Regions from separate parts of the Homo sapiens genome. Here region 1 is linked to region 2. Evidence: chromatin loops called from intact Hi-C (ENCODE). Cell type or tissue: psoas muscle. All regions are shown on one strand. Links, peaks and the distances in the headings refer to the core of each region. The heading gives the core; the rest is flanking DNA.

Evidence for each region. A loop is a pair of places that touch in the nucleus more often than their neighbours do. Peaks named below come from ENCODE experiments on the same cell type or tissue, not always from the same donor. Only the 100,000 strongest peaks of a DNase experiment are listed, where the experiment ranks them.
Region 1: it touches region 2 in a loop (9-fold over the local background); 3 of 110 quality-filtered maps call a loop at or near these places.

Annotation. Positions count from the first base shown.
Region 1 is chr1:114,691,336-114,699,676 of GRCh38, reverse strand. It overlaps AMPD1 (adenosine monophosphate deaminase 1), which reads left to right and starts at 4,131. Exons shown (of 16, transcript NM_000036.3): 1 at 4,131-4,227; 2 at 6,230-6,241. The coding sequence starts at 4,206. It also overlaps the pseudogene RN7SL432P. In psoas muscle, for the core only: no CTCF peak of the experiment used is centred there; no DNase peak of the experiment used is centred there; H3K4me3 peaks cover 5,115 bases; H3K27ac peaks cover 8,000 bases.
Region 2 is chr1:114,746,366-114,754,706 of GRCh38, reverse strand. It overlaps CSDE1 (cold shock domain containing E1), which reads left to right. Exons shown (of 20, transcript NM_001007553.3): 2 at 4,500-4,886. Among named protein-coding and RNA genes, the nearest start is that of CSDE1, 7.4 kb to the left of the region's middle. In psoas muscle, for the core only: no CTCF peak of the experiment used is centred there; no DNase peak of the experiment used is centred there; H3K4me3 peaks cover 7,897 bases; H3K27ac peaks cover 8,000 bases.

The sequences.
Region 1 (8,341 bases), core at 219-8,218, 55 kb after region 2:
AGTCCCTAGGTTAGCTCCAACTGATGTGGTCCATGATATAGCTGAAATATTTGCACACCAATCATTTTAAAGGACATAAAAAACAGGTGGGGGGCTAGGGGAGGGATAACATTAGAACTACCTACTGTAGGTGACGGGTTGATGGGTGCAGCAAACCACCATAGCACATGTATACCTATGTAACAAAACTGCACGTTCTGCACATGTACCCCAGAACTTAAAGTACAATTTTAAAAAAAGACATAGAAAACAATATTTTTGCTAAAACTAAAACAAAAATAGAATTCAGTGAGGCTAGTTTATCTTATATGCTGGTGCCTGAAGAAAAGCATGCTTAATTAGAGAAAAAGAATGAGTAGATAGACTTTTCCCATTAGAGGGAATTTCTGGGCATTTTCCTTGAAGGCTGCGGATGATGATACAATTGAGATTTTTATTATTGTTTTCCTTTAAATTTAGAGTTTGTTTCCTGATGATAGAAATAATACTTGTTCATGGCAGAAAATGTACATAAGCCAAAAGAATGGGGTAAAAATCACCATCATCACACTACCCAGAAAGAGTAAGAGTGTAAACTACACAAGCTGCTTTCAATGCCTAGAGTGATATGTAAATTAATACTTTTCTTTTTTTACAAAGACAAGATTATACTATATATACATTGTTGTAATATTATTTTCACTAATAACATTTTGTGAATGTTTTTCATGTTAATATGTATTCATCTACATCATTATTTTATTGTGTGGCATTTTATTTTATGGTTATACCATGCTTTATTCAATCTTTTATTGTAGACGTGTGGGTTTTTCCTACCTTTTGACTATTATAAATGTTTAGCTACAATAAACATTCTTGAACTACATTTTTGATTACTTACATAAAAACTTTCTTAAGAAAGTCATAAAAATAAAGGCACGGTGGCTCATGCCTATAATCCTAGCACTTCGGGAAGCCGAGGTGGGCAGATCACTTGAGGTCAGGAGTTCGAGACAAGCCTGGCCAACATGGTGAAACCCTGTCTCTACTAAAAATACAAAAATTAGCCAGGCGTGGTGGCGTGCACCTGTAATTCCAGCTACTCAGGAGGCTGAGGCAGGAAAATCGCTTGAACCCAGGAGACAGAGGTTGCAGTGAGCCAAGATCACCCCACTGCACTCCAGACTGGGTGACAGAGCAGGACTCCATCTCAAAAAAAAAGAGTCACTGAATGTTTCCGAACTGAGAATATAATGATCAAGTGGTTTTTCAGAAGATTTAACCTGGTGGTATTATGCAATATGGATTGGAGGCAGGGGAAATAATTAGGAATCTATTACAATTATCCAACTTTGAGGTAACTCATGACTTATCAGGTAGAATTACATTGGCTTCTAATAATAAAAAAAACTGACTAATCAGTGACTAAAACAAATTTACTTTTCCCTTTTTTTTTTTTTTTTTTTTTGAGATGGAGTCTTGCTTTGTCACCAGGCTGGAGTGCAGTGGTGTGATCTCAGCTCATTGCAACCTCCACCTCCCGAGTTCAAGTGATTCTCCTGCCTCAGCCTCCCGAGTAGCTGGGACTACAAGCATGCACCACCACACCCAGCTAATTTTTGTATTTTTAGTAGAGACGGGGTTTCACCATGTTGGCCAGGATGATCTCGATCTCTTGACCTCGTGATCTGCCTGCCTCGGCCTCCCAAAGTGCTGGGATTACAGGCATGAGCCACTGCGCCCAACCATTTTTCTTATGTATCAAGAAGTCTTGCTGGGTATGGTGATGCATGTTTGTACTCCCAGCTACTCAGGAGGCTTGGGTAGGAGGATCACTTGAGTCCAGGAGTTCTGGGCTATAGCAATCTATGCTGATCAAGTGTCCACACTAATTTCAACATCAACAGGGTGACCCTCCAGGAGCGGGGGACCACCAAGTTGCCTAAGGAGTGAACTAGCCCAGGTCTGAAACAGAGCAGGTCAAAACTCCTGTGCTGATTTTAGTAGTAGGATCACTCCTGTCAATAACCACTACACCCTGGCCTGAGCAACATAGTGAGACCCTGTCTCTTAAAAAAATTCCTTAATTAAACAAGAATTCTAAATATGGGAAGTCCTGGACTAATATGGTGGCTTTAGGATGCCATCAGGGACCCTAATTATTTGTTTCTGTTCAGATAGTCTTCATGTGGCTCTTGTCCTGCTCACCATTTGTGTTAAAACAATGGTTGGTTTGGAGGCCCCTATCCACATATTTCCTTTTTCAGGCAGGAAGAAGAGGAAGGGCAAAAGGCAAAACATATGCCAGCTGAGCTGGTCCCTTTTAAAAGAACTTTTGGAGACATCCCACCCAGCAATTCTGCTTACATCACTTTGGCCAGGCTGTGTCAAATGGCCGCTTCTAGCCACAAAGGATTCTAGCAAATGCTGTTTTTTGGCTGAGCACATTAATGCTCAAACCAAAGAAGTTTTTGTTTGTAAGAAAGGTAGGGAAAATGATCTTTGGGTAGGCAACTAGGGTATTTACACAATTGGAATGAGAAAATTGGAGTGTAACTTATATAAAGATAGGAATTACTGAAGGAGAAGCAGGTTCATGGAGGAAGATGCTTGGTTTGGATGTATCAATTTGTGGATACTGTTGGGAAATCCAGGTAAAAATGTAACAAAAAGGAGTTGGAAAGAAATGAACAAATATTTTGGTTCAGTAACACCTTTGTAATGTGTTGCAATATTGTTGATTGAGAGGTTGGCCATAAGGCTAAGCACTAAAATATTGTTAAGTTTTGCCAACAAAAAGGCTTGTCCCAATTTTCAAAAAGAAATAGTTAATAGTAAAAAGATCATTTGGTCTATGCCCATAATTCTGTTGCTAATCTGAAGTGCCAAGCTCATCTTCAATATAAGCTGTTATAATTTAAAATTTCTGCTGAGTCTAGCAGCGTACTTTCTTTACCTAGCAGCAACTATCAAATATTTAGTCATAACTGGCCGGGCGCAGTGGCTCACGCCTGTAATCCCAGCACTTTGGGAGGCCAAGGCAGGTGGATCATGAGGTCAGGAGATCAAGACCATCCTGGCTAACACAGTGAAACCACATCTCTACTAAAAATACAAAAAATATTAGCCGGGCATGGTGGCAGGCGCCTGTAGTCCCAGCTACTCGGGAGGCTCAGGCAAGAGAATGGCGTGAACCCGGGAGGCAGAGCTTGCAGTGAGCCGAGATCGCGCCACTGCACTCCAGCCCGGGCAACAGAGCGAGACTCTGTCTCGAAAAAAATATATGTATATACACATATATATACATATATACATATATATACACACACATATATACAGTCATAACTAAGACTGTGTGTTATTATGGAAAGAGCGTGAGATTTGGGTCCAGAGAGCCTTGGCTTTGCCATTTATGATGAACAGAATGACTTTGAGCAAGATACCTGTCAGAGCCCCAGTTTTCTTATTTGGGAAACAGGGATAAGGTATTACTTGCCTTACAGGATTGTAATTAGTATCAAATAGATAATGTTTGCCAAATGTTTTACATACAATAAAATGTTATACAAAACAAAGCTATTGTTCTTATTATAACAATAGGTAGAGAAGTGGTAACTGGATACTCTGGAGGACAGTTGAGTTTCTGTAAAAGACTTGAAGTAAATTTAACACTTAATTCATTAAACTGTCAACTGAAGTTCTGCTAAGTCAGACACATTACTAATAAAAACATGCATTCCTGAGCGTGTGTGCGTGTGCGTGTGTGTCTGTTGAGAGCTTGATGAATGTACCAGCATATTCACCAACCACAGAAAGCTGTTTGCGTGATGTGAAACCCTGAGGATCATAGCTTCAGAAACCGGAAAGACTTCACTGTATTTCACTAGGGTGGGATATCACCATCAGTGGTCCTACACTTGCCAAAGATCCAGTCTGTAAGAAGATTTAGAGAGTATTGAAATGCAATTTTTGGCCCACCACAGATATCTTCTAATCCCAAAGTAAAGACTGAAAGCTTCACCTGTTTTTCACTATCAAATGCCTCAAGCTATAAATAGGTCCAAAGCTCATCTCTCTCCACTTAGCAGAGAAGAATCAAATTTCCGGGGGCAAAGCAAAATAATAAAATGAATGTCAGGATATTTTATAGTGTCAGTCAGTCACCCCACAGTCTCCTCTCTCTTCTTTTCTACTGTGCTATCCTAGAATCAAGGATTTCAGCAACAATGCCTCTGTTCAAACTCCCAGGTAGGTGTACAAAGTGTTTGGAGAGCTCAGTTGTTGTTGTTTTTTTTTTTTTTTGACAAGCAACTGTTCCTTTAGCTACCATATCAGCTTTGATCATTCATTTAGGGTTCGTGATAGCTTTAACATACATTTCAGGAAAACACAAAATATTTTCAAGGGTTTTTTGTTTGTTTTTAGTTTTGGGATGTGGGTAAGTTTCTAAAACTGTTATCATGTATATTGCATCTTTGATGATCCCAGTAGAAAACTCTGTGAAATATTTAATATCTATTCTGCTAGTCTAAACAAAACCTGTGCTGCCATAGCTCTGAGACGGCTTCTACATAATGACTCTAGCTATGGTATTGGCTGAAAATCATGAACATGACAAAAATAACCCATGTGTGTATTCTGATGGTTCACGAGAATAGCTTTCTGTTGTCCAGGTTTGTACGCAGAGTAATTTTTAAAATAATAATGTTATAATTTTTAAATGATAAAAGCAATACATGTTTCATGTGAAATAGAAATTGTGCTGAAAAAATAAAAGTAATAAACATTCGTTTTGAAAGTTGGGAAATTCAGTAAAAGTAATAATTTTATTTTTTACTTATTTATTTATTTTTTGAGACAGGGTGTCACTCTGTTGCCCAGGCTGGAGTGCAGTGGCACGATCACGATTCACTGCAGCCCCAATCTTCTGGGATCTGGTGATCCTCCCACCTCAGCCTCCCGAGTAGCTGGGACTACAGGCACTTGCCACCACGCCCAGCTAGTTTTTGTATTTTCTGTAGAGACAGGGTTTCGCTATGTTGCCCAGGCTCATCTTAAACTCCTGAGCTCAAGCAATCTGCCTGCCTCAGCCTCCCAAAGTGCTGGGATTACAAGTGTTAGCCACTGCACCCAGCCAAAAGTAATAATTTTAAAAATCTGCACATCCATTATCCAAAGATATTCACTCTTAACATTTTAGTGTTTTTTTTTCTTTTCAATCTATTTTCTGTGTAAAATTAAAGAGTTTTTTTTAAAAAGGCACTGTTATTATATTGCACATGTAATTTTATATCCTGCTTTTGGCAGGATAATGTTTTGGCTTAACTTTACAACTTATCCTTTTACCATGGTATCCCAAACCTTTCCTAAAAACCATTTTAAAAGACTGCATATTCTATTTTCTTAATTAATCCCTTAGGTTCTTTATGGTTTGGGGGTTTTTTTTTGTTTGTTCGTTTTTGTTTTTGTTTTTGTTTTTTTAGAGACAGAGTCTCGCTCTGTCACCCAGGCTGGAGTGCAGTGGTGCGATCTTGGCTCACTGCAAGCTCCACCTCCCGGGTTCATGCCATTCTGCCTCAGTCTCCCGAGTAGTTGGGACTACAGGCGCCTGCCACCACGCCCGGCTAATTTTTATATTTTTAGTAGAGACGGTGTTTCACATATAACACAGTGAATATCTGTATTAGCCAGGATGGTCTCGATCTCCTGACCTCATGATCTGCCAGCCTCGGCCTCCCATAGTACCAGGATTATAGGCGTGAGCCACTGCACCCGGCCTCTTTATGGTTTTTTTAAGTATAAGTATGTTCTGATAACAATATTGACACCTAAAGCTTTTTCCATGTTTAAGGATGATTTCCGTAGGATAGCTTCTCAGAAATGGTTGTTTGGTAGGTGTTACTAAATTGTTTACCAAATGAGCTGTTTTAAGTTTACTACTACCAACATCATATGAGCATTCCCATCTTTCTTCATCAGATATTTTTAAAAATCATATTTTATAGAGAGTGCCTTTTAAAAAGTATACTTATAAATGTTAAGAGACATATTAGAAAAGAAAAGAAAATGAAGAGCTGTATAATGACCATATTCCCAAGCTTTCTGATGGCAGAAAACTGTAGACAAGCTGGAAGGCTGAGCTGAAATAACAGCAATCTACATGTGTCTACCCCAAAGCAGTGATTAATAGCCACCATGATTACAGAAAGTTGTTCACATATTTTATCTTGTTTTATTTTACTTCATACAGCTGAAGAGAAACGTGAGTATTGCATTACTTTTGCTGCCATTTGTCAGAGTATCAATTTAAAAAAATGATACTATTCCTTAATTCAGAAACATGGCTATTTTTCAGCAGTGTTTATTAAATAATAGCCTTGAAAGTCAACAAAGATTCATAATGACCATAGATATCCCATAGCATAGCAAATAAGCTCATGGCTTTTCTGGATTCTAGTGTGTGTATAAACATATATATATATATAATTATATATAATTTTTTAAAAGAAAACCTCATGCAGTGCTTTTACTTATTTATTTATTTATTTATTTATTTATTTATTTATTTATTTATTTATTTTGAGATGGATGGTCACCCAGGATGGAGTGCAGAGGTGTGAGCTCTGCTCATCGCAACCTTTGCCTCCCGGATTCAACTAATTATCTTGCCTCAGCCTCCCGAGTAGCTGAGATGACAGGTGCACACCACCACACCTGGTTAATTTTTAGTAGAGACAGGGTTTCACCATGTTGGCCAGGCTGGTCTCGAACTCCTGACCTCAAGTGATCTGCCCGCTTCAGCCTCACAAAGTGCTGGGATTACAGGTGTGGGCCACCACACCCAGCCTGTTTAATATTTTGAAATAAATGACATAGATTAGCCAAAGGGGCCTATTGAATCTTGCCTTAGTAAAGCAACTCCAGCGCAAAAAAAAAAAAAAAAATTGTTGTTCATTTTTGTGACCAGATAAAATAAAAACCTATTTTATTTATTTGTTTGTTTATTTATTTATTTTTTGAGATGGAGTCTTGCTGTGTTGCCCAGGCTGGAGTGCAGTGGTGCGATAGCTCACTGCAACCTCTGCCTCCTGGGTTCAAGTGATTCTCCTGCCTCAGCCTCCTGAGTAGCTGAGTTTACAGGTGCCCACCACCCATCTGACTAATTTTTGTATTTTTAGTAGAGACGAGGTTTCACCATTGGCCAGGTTGGTCTCGAACTCCTGACCTCAAGTGATCCACCCACCTCAGCCTCCCAAAGTGCTATGATTACAGGCGTGAGCCACCGTGCCCAGCCTTAAAAACCTATTTGAGATAAAACTATAACTTTGGTTGTATATTCCCCTCAATCTCAAATTAGACTTGTCCTTTTGCTGACTGATAGTAGGTCTGCCTCTGAATTCCTTTGGGAGATGAAATGTGGCAGACGAAGGCCTACAACCTTGTCTTTCCTACACATTAATAAAGCACTGCTGAGAAACAAGCATGTTTTTCTGGACCTGTTAAGAAGAAAGCATGATATTCATCTTCTCAAGAGTCTTGCACTTCCTGTGTTAATAATAGTAATCTCCAACTTCTGGACAGTACTGCATAGTTTTAAAGTATTTTTTGTTAAATCTTCATAACAATTCTCTGAAGTTGACGTTATTATTATTAACATTCCCCTTTATGATGATGAACACTGTGGCTCCCAGTTATTATGTGGTTTGCCCAAGGCCATCCAGCTGTTAATACACACATTTTCTTTTTTTAATTTTAATTTTTATTTTTATTTTTGAGACGGAGTCTTGCTCTGTCGCCCAGGCTGGAGTGCAGTAGCATAATCTCGGCTCATTGCAAGCTCCACCTCCCGAGTTCAAGCAATTCTCCTGCCTCAGCCTCTGGAGTAGCTGGGATTACAGGCACGTGCCACCACACCCAGCTAATTTGGTATTTTTAGTAGAGACGTGGTTTCACCATGTTGGCCAGGCTGGTCTCAAACTTCTGACCTCAGGTGATCCGCCCACCTCAGCCTCCCAAAGTTCTGGGATTAGAGGCATGAGAAATCGCACCCAGCCTATCTACTTATCTTTTGAAATATAAGTTTCACTCTTTCCTTTCTATAATCACCACCATTCCCTGAAATTTGTTTTGTTTGTTTGTTTGTACTCTGTCGCCCATGCTGGAGTGCAATGGTGCAAACGTGGCTTACTGCAGCCTCAACCTTCTGGGCTCAAACGATCCTCCCACCTCAGTCTCCTGAGTAGCTGGGACTACATGCGTATGCCACCATGCTTGGCTAATTTTTGAAAAAAAAAAAAATTTTGTGGAGGTGAGGTTCTCACTATGTTGCCCAGGCTCCAAAGTCTTGAACTCCTGGCCTCAA
Region 2 (8,341 bases), core at 322-8,321:
TAGAGTTTATCGTTTACCTTAGATCCTAAAGTAAAAATGAATTAAGACCTATTAAGCACTTCAGTTATAAAATGTGGTGCTCAATGAAATGTCAGGCAATAGAGAAACTTTTCAGTCCTATGCTACCTATTTGGGTCTTTGTTTTTTCCTGCCTAAAAGAAGATACTGCCTAAAGGAAGTGGGTTAGGTGAGCAGACTTTTGTAGACTGGCTTAGCCTTTCATTAACTTTTCCCGAAGTGAGTGCTGCACATACTTTCAAAATAATAAACTAGGTAGTGTGATACATTTTAGATGGATTACTTACCACATAAATGTGTTAGTTTAACCTCTTCATTTAGTGCCGACTATGTCATGGCTTATGCTAGGCCTTTGAGGTAAAACAGCCGAGGAAGACATGAAATAAAACAGGTGGTGGCCAGGTGCAGTGGCTCACGCCTGTAATCCCAGCACTTTGGGGGGCTGAGGCAGGTGGGTCACTTGAGGTCAGGAGTTCGAGACCAGCCTGACCAACATGGTGAAACCCCATCTGTGCTAAAAATACAAAAATTAGCCAGCCAGGCCTGGTGGTACACGCCTGTAGTCCCAGCTACTGGGGAGGCTGAGGCAGGAGAATCGCTTGAACCCGGGAGGTGGAGATTGCAGTGATTAAGTAATAATACTATTTCCATGCTGAGCAAAGGGAAAAGGAGTTGATTACTTAGCACACAGTATGATTCTCAGATACACATTTAAATTGTTCCCTAGTGTTTTTATTGGTACCCTATGGTGGGTTTGTGGGGGCGATTGTTTTGAGTCAGCGTCTTACTCTGTCGCCCAGGCAAGAGTGCAGTGGCACAGTCATAGCTCACTGCAGCCTCAAACTCCTGGATTCAAGTGATCCTCCTGCCTCAGCTTCCCGAGTAGCTGGGACTACAGGTGCATGCCACCACACCCAGTGAATTTATTTTTTATTTCTAAAATTTTTTGTAGAGACAGCATCTCACCATGTTGCCCAGGCTGGTCTCAGACAATCCTCCCACCTTGGCCTGCCACAGTGCTGGGGATTACAAGCGAGAGCCACCACCCCAGCCCAATACCCAGTGTTTCATGCAACTTAAGTTTCAAGCTTTTAGGGGGATGGAGGAGATGCACTTGTGTTCCTAGGGTTAAGGCAAAAGAGGTGGTTAGTAGCACCAATTAATGTTAATCCGGGCATGAGTGGATAGCTATTTATATTAAACTGCCTGACCAATACCTTTAAGTTCTTCAGTAAGTGTTAATTTAATTGAAAAACATTTAGTTAACTATAGAAGCTGTGAAGATGTTAATTCGGCCAGTAAATTATTCATGACTGTTGGTGGGTTCGTTTGAGCTTTAATAGCTCCTAATAGACCTCATTAGTGCCTAAGAATGGCCCTGCAGTACTCCAGAGTTTCAGTTCCAGAAATCTCTTTTTTTGTGTTACTGAATCTTGGACTTGACAGTTCTTAATGTGATACGACAACCTGGAATGGGTTAATCCAGTTCAAGTGTTTCAAGATAACTTGTTTTCTCCATGTTGAGTTCTTTGGGTTCATTAATACACCTAAAGCATTAAGATAAAACCAATATACACAGTCTGTATTTTTTAAAGAAGAGATTATTTCTTGATTGGATAATTAAAACTATATAATTAAAGGTGGTATAACTGTTTACACTTGAATTGTGGCATAACTGTTTACACTTGAATTGTGGCGTCCTTTTGCTTATTAAGGATTAACTACCTTTTTCCTTTGGTTGTATATGGCAGCACTGGATTAGGTGCGAAAGGAGGCTGTGATAAAGAAATTTGAGTTTACCTCTCAGAAATTTGAAATAGAATTGGAGGAACAAGATACATAAAAACATGAAGTAAACAAAGTACAGAAATTGCTTGGTATCACTTGCTGCAAATTGCTTGGTGCAGGCAGTGGATGTTACTGCCCCATTCATTAGTAGGAATTAATGAATGAGTCTGCTGGAATGGTCAAGAAAGGCTTTTTTGTCACCTTGAAGATCACAACATAGTATTTTTTTGTGGGAAGACCCATATAAGCAAAGGTGGCTAGAATTCAGGAATCTCCCAAGAGTTGTGTTTAAGGATTAGGCGAGGTAATGGACTTCTGGTAGAACTGGAACACAGTAGAGAGTAAGGATGGAAGGTAGAATAGAGACACCTGGAATAGTAGTTCTTAATCCTGGCTGGAAGTCAGAAACACTTGGAGCAGGGGTTGGGGGGAGATAACAAGGCCTGGCACCTAACCTAGTGTAGTTAAATTTAGAATCTTTGTACGGGACTCAGGCTTTGATTTTGTTGGTTTTTGTTTGTTTGTTTGTTTAAGGTTGCTGGGGGTGGGTGGATAGCCAGGATTAAAAACTTCCCATCTAGAATGGTGGAAAAATAACTGAAGATGTTTGACAGGGGAGATGAGAAATGAAATTGGAGAGTTTTTGTTTTGTTTTGTTTTTTGAGACAAGGTTCTGATCTGTCTCCCAGGCTGTAGTGCTGTGTCACTATCTTGTTCTCTGCAGCCTTGACTTCCCAGTCCTAAGTAGCTGAGGCTCCAGGCGTATACCACCATGCCTGGCTAATTTTTTGTATTTTTAGTAGAGATGGGGTTTCTCCACGTTGCCCAGGCTGGTCTGGAGCTCCTGGGCTCAAGCAGACCTCCTGCCAAGGCCTCCCAAAGTGCTGGGATTACAGGCGTGAGCCAACTCACCTGGCCAAAATTCAAGTTTTTGATAGTCTGGTGGTGGTATGTGACAGAAAATGGAAAGTGTGCACACTGGAAGTTGGCGGATATATTAGACACCTGAGCTAAAATATGTCACTTAGTAGGATAAGAGATGAATACAAAAGATATAGCGAGGGAAATACTAACACAACTTGCAACATTGGGTATGGTGATGGAGAGGGGAAGAATCAAGATAGTTAAAGAAGTGGCCCTACCTCAAACCAGTTGTATTACTCTGAGTGGAGGCTGGGCATAGGTTTGTTTTTGTTTTTTTTTTTTTAAAGCTTCCCAAGTATTTGAGCACCATTACCCTGAGACATATATCTAGTCTGGGTAATAGGAGAATGATCTAAATAAAGTTGAAAGATCAGACAAGTGTATGTAACATTTGATATTTGAAGGAACATGGGATGTTAGAGAATAGAAAATGGCCAGATCAGCTGTTATTGAGTTTTTATTTTACATGTGAGGAAAGTGAAACTTAGAGAGATTAAATAACTTGTTCATGGTATTTACTAGTACCAGTGATTGCGATTAGGCTCTTCTGGTCTGAGCTATTTAATCAGCTCTGACCTCTCACCTGATAATCATTCTTCTGATGTTTTCAAATATCCATTTCTCAGCACGTACACCTTTTTCTTATCTCTGTAGAAATAATTTTCGTTAACACCATTTTGTAACTTTGGAGTCAGTGCAAAATTGTTGTTTATTTTATAGCTAATATAAAGCAGAAATGTGATTTTTACTGATAAATAAATTTTATTTCTCTTCTATAGACATTTCTCATCTATTTACTGCAGCAGTGCAAATGAGATTTCTGTTTGCTTACTAAGTCATCTCCTTTAGGATTTCAAGACTTAATACCACTTTCATCAAAAACTAAGGCACTGTTTCCTGTTACATCACGTTGAAATGCTTCATAATCGGGCTCCGCTACACCTGTCACACTACATATCCTATTTCACTTCAGCCCAGCTCTCTGTTCTAGCCAGGCTAGCCTGTTGATTTTCCTCTGAAACAACAAGCCACACATGTTGCCACAGGCATTCATGCAGAAGACTTCACTTGATGCTGGGCTTAGAAAATCATAGAATGCATGGTCGCTGCTCTGAAGAAAGAATTTAGTGGCATATTCTCGCTTGACTTATGTGCTGTTTCATGCCTAGAATACTCAGCTATTTTCTTTCTCCTAGAATTCTGCCTGATTTTCCAGGTTCACTTCAAATTCCACTTATTTAAAAGCCTTGGTTGCTTTGATGGACATGCAGTTGTGGATAAACAATAAATAATATTTCTAGATAGTCTGTGACATAATAGATACCTAGATACTAATTGAGCAAAATAATTTTTGGCATTTTTGTCCTATACTCTGTTTTTTTTTTCCATGTTTACATCTTGTCTTTTCAGCAAGATTGTCTATGCTCTCATGGCAGGGACTTCTTTTATGTTTTCCACAGAGCTAGATCCTTATAAAATACTTGCACTAAATTAAACATTATGCCATGTAACTGAGCTTATTTGGGGGAAGAGGTCAATAAAGACTATGGAATAATTTGAGGTCTTGGGTATGAGATACCAAAGGAGGTAGTTGCTAGTACTTGAGAGATTGCTCCAAATAACATCAGATGAGCATGCTTCCAAGTTTCCTGCATTACTTGCATGACCCATGATTCTAAGTTAATGAAATGAGTTTGTCCCTCTTCTCACCCACTGTCCCTGATTATTTTATGTATGTTATACTTAATGTCTTCATTTTTTACCTTTAGTATGAAGTGTAACAGAACAGACTTTACCACCTGAAACTGCTGCTTCAAGTTCAGATCAGGCAAGGAACAAACCTCGTAACAACTAACAAGACCAAAGAAGAGTACACTTAAGTTGAAGACACAACACTTGATCTGAAACAAGAAGTTTGTGCCTACTCAACAGCTTTGAAAGAGCACTTCCCAACGCTGCTAGTAGTCTTTGTTTTCTTCAGTGCTGTACTGTGAGATTGCCCGGTACAGCAGCAGTTGTATTCTTTATTAGCTTGGTAGATCATTTTCTCTCGCTCTTTTTTTTAATACTAGCAACTTTCATCCTTTGAAACGTGTGCTGAAAAAGAAGAATCAGCAAATACTACTGAAAGTGCAATATTTGAGTATCACTGCGAGGTAGGTTTGTAATTTCCTATTAAGAATCAGTTCCATAATTCTAGATTTCCTGATTATTTGGTCAAATATAAAATCTTTATTTGTTCTTTTCTAAAGGTATTCAGAAGACAGTTTTTCTATTCTCAACTAGTATGAAATATCAACACTATCTCTTGTTAGATAAGGACAGTATTTATGGTCAAACATTTTTCATACCAGATTATATTAATACATGCTGATCTCTCGACTTGCTGGTCTCTTAGAGAAGCTCCGTCTGTACTATTTAGAAGTTAGGATTTCAAATAAGAATGTGCATTGCAGTCTTTCTATGAGGGTCTGTGAAACTTTGGTGATATTTGCTACTGACGTCTGTTTCTTTCTCTCTACTGTCTTCAATGTTAGCTTCTTGAGGAAAGAACCTTACTTTATATCCATGCCTACATTTGCAGTGCATATTTGTGAACGGTATACAGTGCACATTTGTAAATGGTTGACATGCCTACTGTATTGTTAGGCATTGCTAGTGCTGAAATATAACGAATGAATAAGATACTAATGGACTTAATGATTTAGAACAATTTGTTACACAATATCACAATATAGGCTAAAAGATACTAATAAAATATTAAGAATATAACTGAAGCTGTTCCCTTGGAGGTAAGGAGGAGGGTAAAGAAAGCCTACAGAAAAGGGATATTTGAAGGTGAGTAGTACCTTGTTAAGAGGTAGAAGAGACATTGGTAGAGGTATAGAGGTAACAGAATTAGCAGATTCAGGGCTACGTGAAAGCACATGGTATATATTAAGTTGTTCATTATGAACAGAGTAGAGAATATAATTTTGCGGGAGAGTTATGAAAGGGAAGTTTGCTGGAGGCTTGGCCCAATGCATTTGTCTTTATTCCGTAGGAGAGCCATCAGATGTCTATAAGCAAGGGCTTAAGGGTTTTTCCCCCAAAAGTAAGATAGCTTTATTGCTTCACATTTTAAAGTAATATTCAGAAGTGTACCTTTAAAAGACAAATGGTGACACTTTTGAGGGAAAGGCTGAGGATGGGAAGACCTGTCAAAAGCAGTGGATCAAGTATAAGGAAGATAAAAGCTAAGGTGTAGGTAGAGAAAAAGGTAGGTGCTAGGTGTTCTGATGATTTAGAAGTGAGGACTTGGGGACCAATTGAATCTGAAGATAAATGTGGAGAGAATGGCTTTATCAAATCCAGTTGTGCAAACTAGAAACCTTCATTGTTCATAGGAATAGGGAAGTTAGAGTAGTAACTTACTGATATTAAAATATGTTATGGAAATCTATTGTGTTCATTAGATAGCAATCTGAAGTTGAAGGAAATACACTAGTATGGAATATTGAACAGTGGTTAACTTTGAGGGTAGGCTTATGAAGAGCAATTTTCCTTTTTAATCTTTAGTTTCCAGATTTTCTAAAGTTAGACATAAAGGAATTCAGAAAGGAGTCATCAGTGTATAGGTAATAAAAGGAAGAAGCACCAATGAAGAGAGCAAAGACATAGAAGTCAGGAAAAAGCACCAACGATAATTTCAGGAAGTCAATGGTAAACATTTTTTTAGATGCTACAGAGGTCAAATAAAATGAAGAATGAAAATAAGTCATTCAGTTACAAAAGCTTCACTGCTATTTCAAGAAGCGCTTAGGACTTTATTTCCAATTTATTGAAGGATTATGTAATAGTGTCAGTGACCTTGCTGTGCACTAGAATTATTCCTTAACAACTAAAAACTATAGTAAAATTATCTATGTCTCATAAACAGACACTGTTATTTAATTTTAAGGTAATTGTAGCATTTAGTTTTTCTATTTGTTTCTTCTTACCTTAGCTGATTTTTAAAAAATAATTTTAGACTAATTGTTGTGGATTCTGTTGGATTAGATAGGGAAGATTAACACAAATTGAAACCACAATTTTATGTTCTGAAGCATAAAAGATTAGATTTTTTTTTTTTTCCTCTCTGAGACAGAGTCTTGCTCTGTCGCCAAGGCTGGAGTGCAGTGGGGTGATCTTGGCTCACTGCAGCCTCTGCCTCCCAGGTTCAGGTGATTCTTCTGCCTCAGTCTCCTGAGTAGCTGAAATTACAGGCGCGCATCACCATGCCTGGCTTATTTTTGTATTTTTAGTAGAGACGGGGTTTCACCGTGTTGGCCAGTCTGGTTTTGAATTCCTGACCTTGTGATCCACCCGCCTCGGCCTCCCAAAGTGCTGGGATTACAGGCATGAGCCACCGTGCCTGGCAAGATTAGATATTAAGGCTTTCATTTCATTGACATGATTTATAGAAATAGATTTAACGAAGTCCTTTTTGTTTAGTGTAATCTTTGTATTCTGAATATTAGTTTACTACATGAACATTTTAATATATAAATGCATCCATAGCTGTCTAAAAATTACATGTTTACATATGTACAAAGAAACCACAATTGGGATGAAGATTATTGGCAGTAAAACATGGCTGTGGTTGTACAGTTGTGAAATAGTTCAGTTAAAGGGGGCACACAGCTAAGAAAACAGATTTGGTAATGCAATGGAACCCCCAGATTTTAAAGGGGGGTTTTGTAAAATCAGTAAAAATAGTACGTAATTAGGAACAAATATATATAGAAGGGTAGAATTAGCCATAAAATGGCAAGAAAGAATAAGGCTTATAAAGCATTTGTTTGAGATGTGAAAATAGACCTGAATTGTTTGGTGAATGATTTGATCCAGGTTAGTCTAAAGGTGACAGACAAGAGAAAAGCAAAACTAGAAAATTCCTGTCGCGCTCCTAGTTTTTTCTGCTGAATGCAATAATTTTCATACTTGAAACATAGCAAAGCAAGAGAAAACTGAGGCCCCAGATGAGTGAGAAAATAACAGGATTACTTGGCGGTTGCTAGGGTGCTAGTTGCTAGGTGTGTGATAGTAGTCAAATAGAGACCTATGACAGGAACTGTAAATGTCCTGATTTTTCAGTCAGATGTGGGAACTATTGAGCTTACTTTTCATCCCTAGCAAAAACCCCAGAGCCAGTGAATAAATAACTTGGCAGACTAGCTCATGATAGCATAATGGTCAATATGGAGAAATGTTGGATGGATAGCAGTTAGTAAGAGACTGATTTTAGAGAAGTCTCCAGGTGTATGCTGCCAGATGCTATCCTCGCCCTGCTTTTTTCAGAGACCTAATGAGTAGTTCTGTGAGTACCTATGTGCTACGTAAGCACTTATTTTAGGCTTTTTACGTGCAGCAACTCATTTAACCATCTCAACAACTCTGTGAGACAGGTGTTAAGGTAGGAGAATGAATGATTAAAAGATAAACTACAAAGAGTCTGATAATTTAAAATTAGTCACCAAATTGGAATACTAGATTAACCAACAGAAGGCATTTTAAAAGCATTAGGTTATAGTTTTTTTATTTGGGAACAAACGATCCATTACGGAGGAACTGAAAGAAAACCTGATTTCGC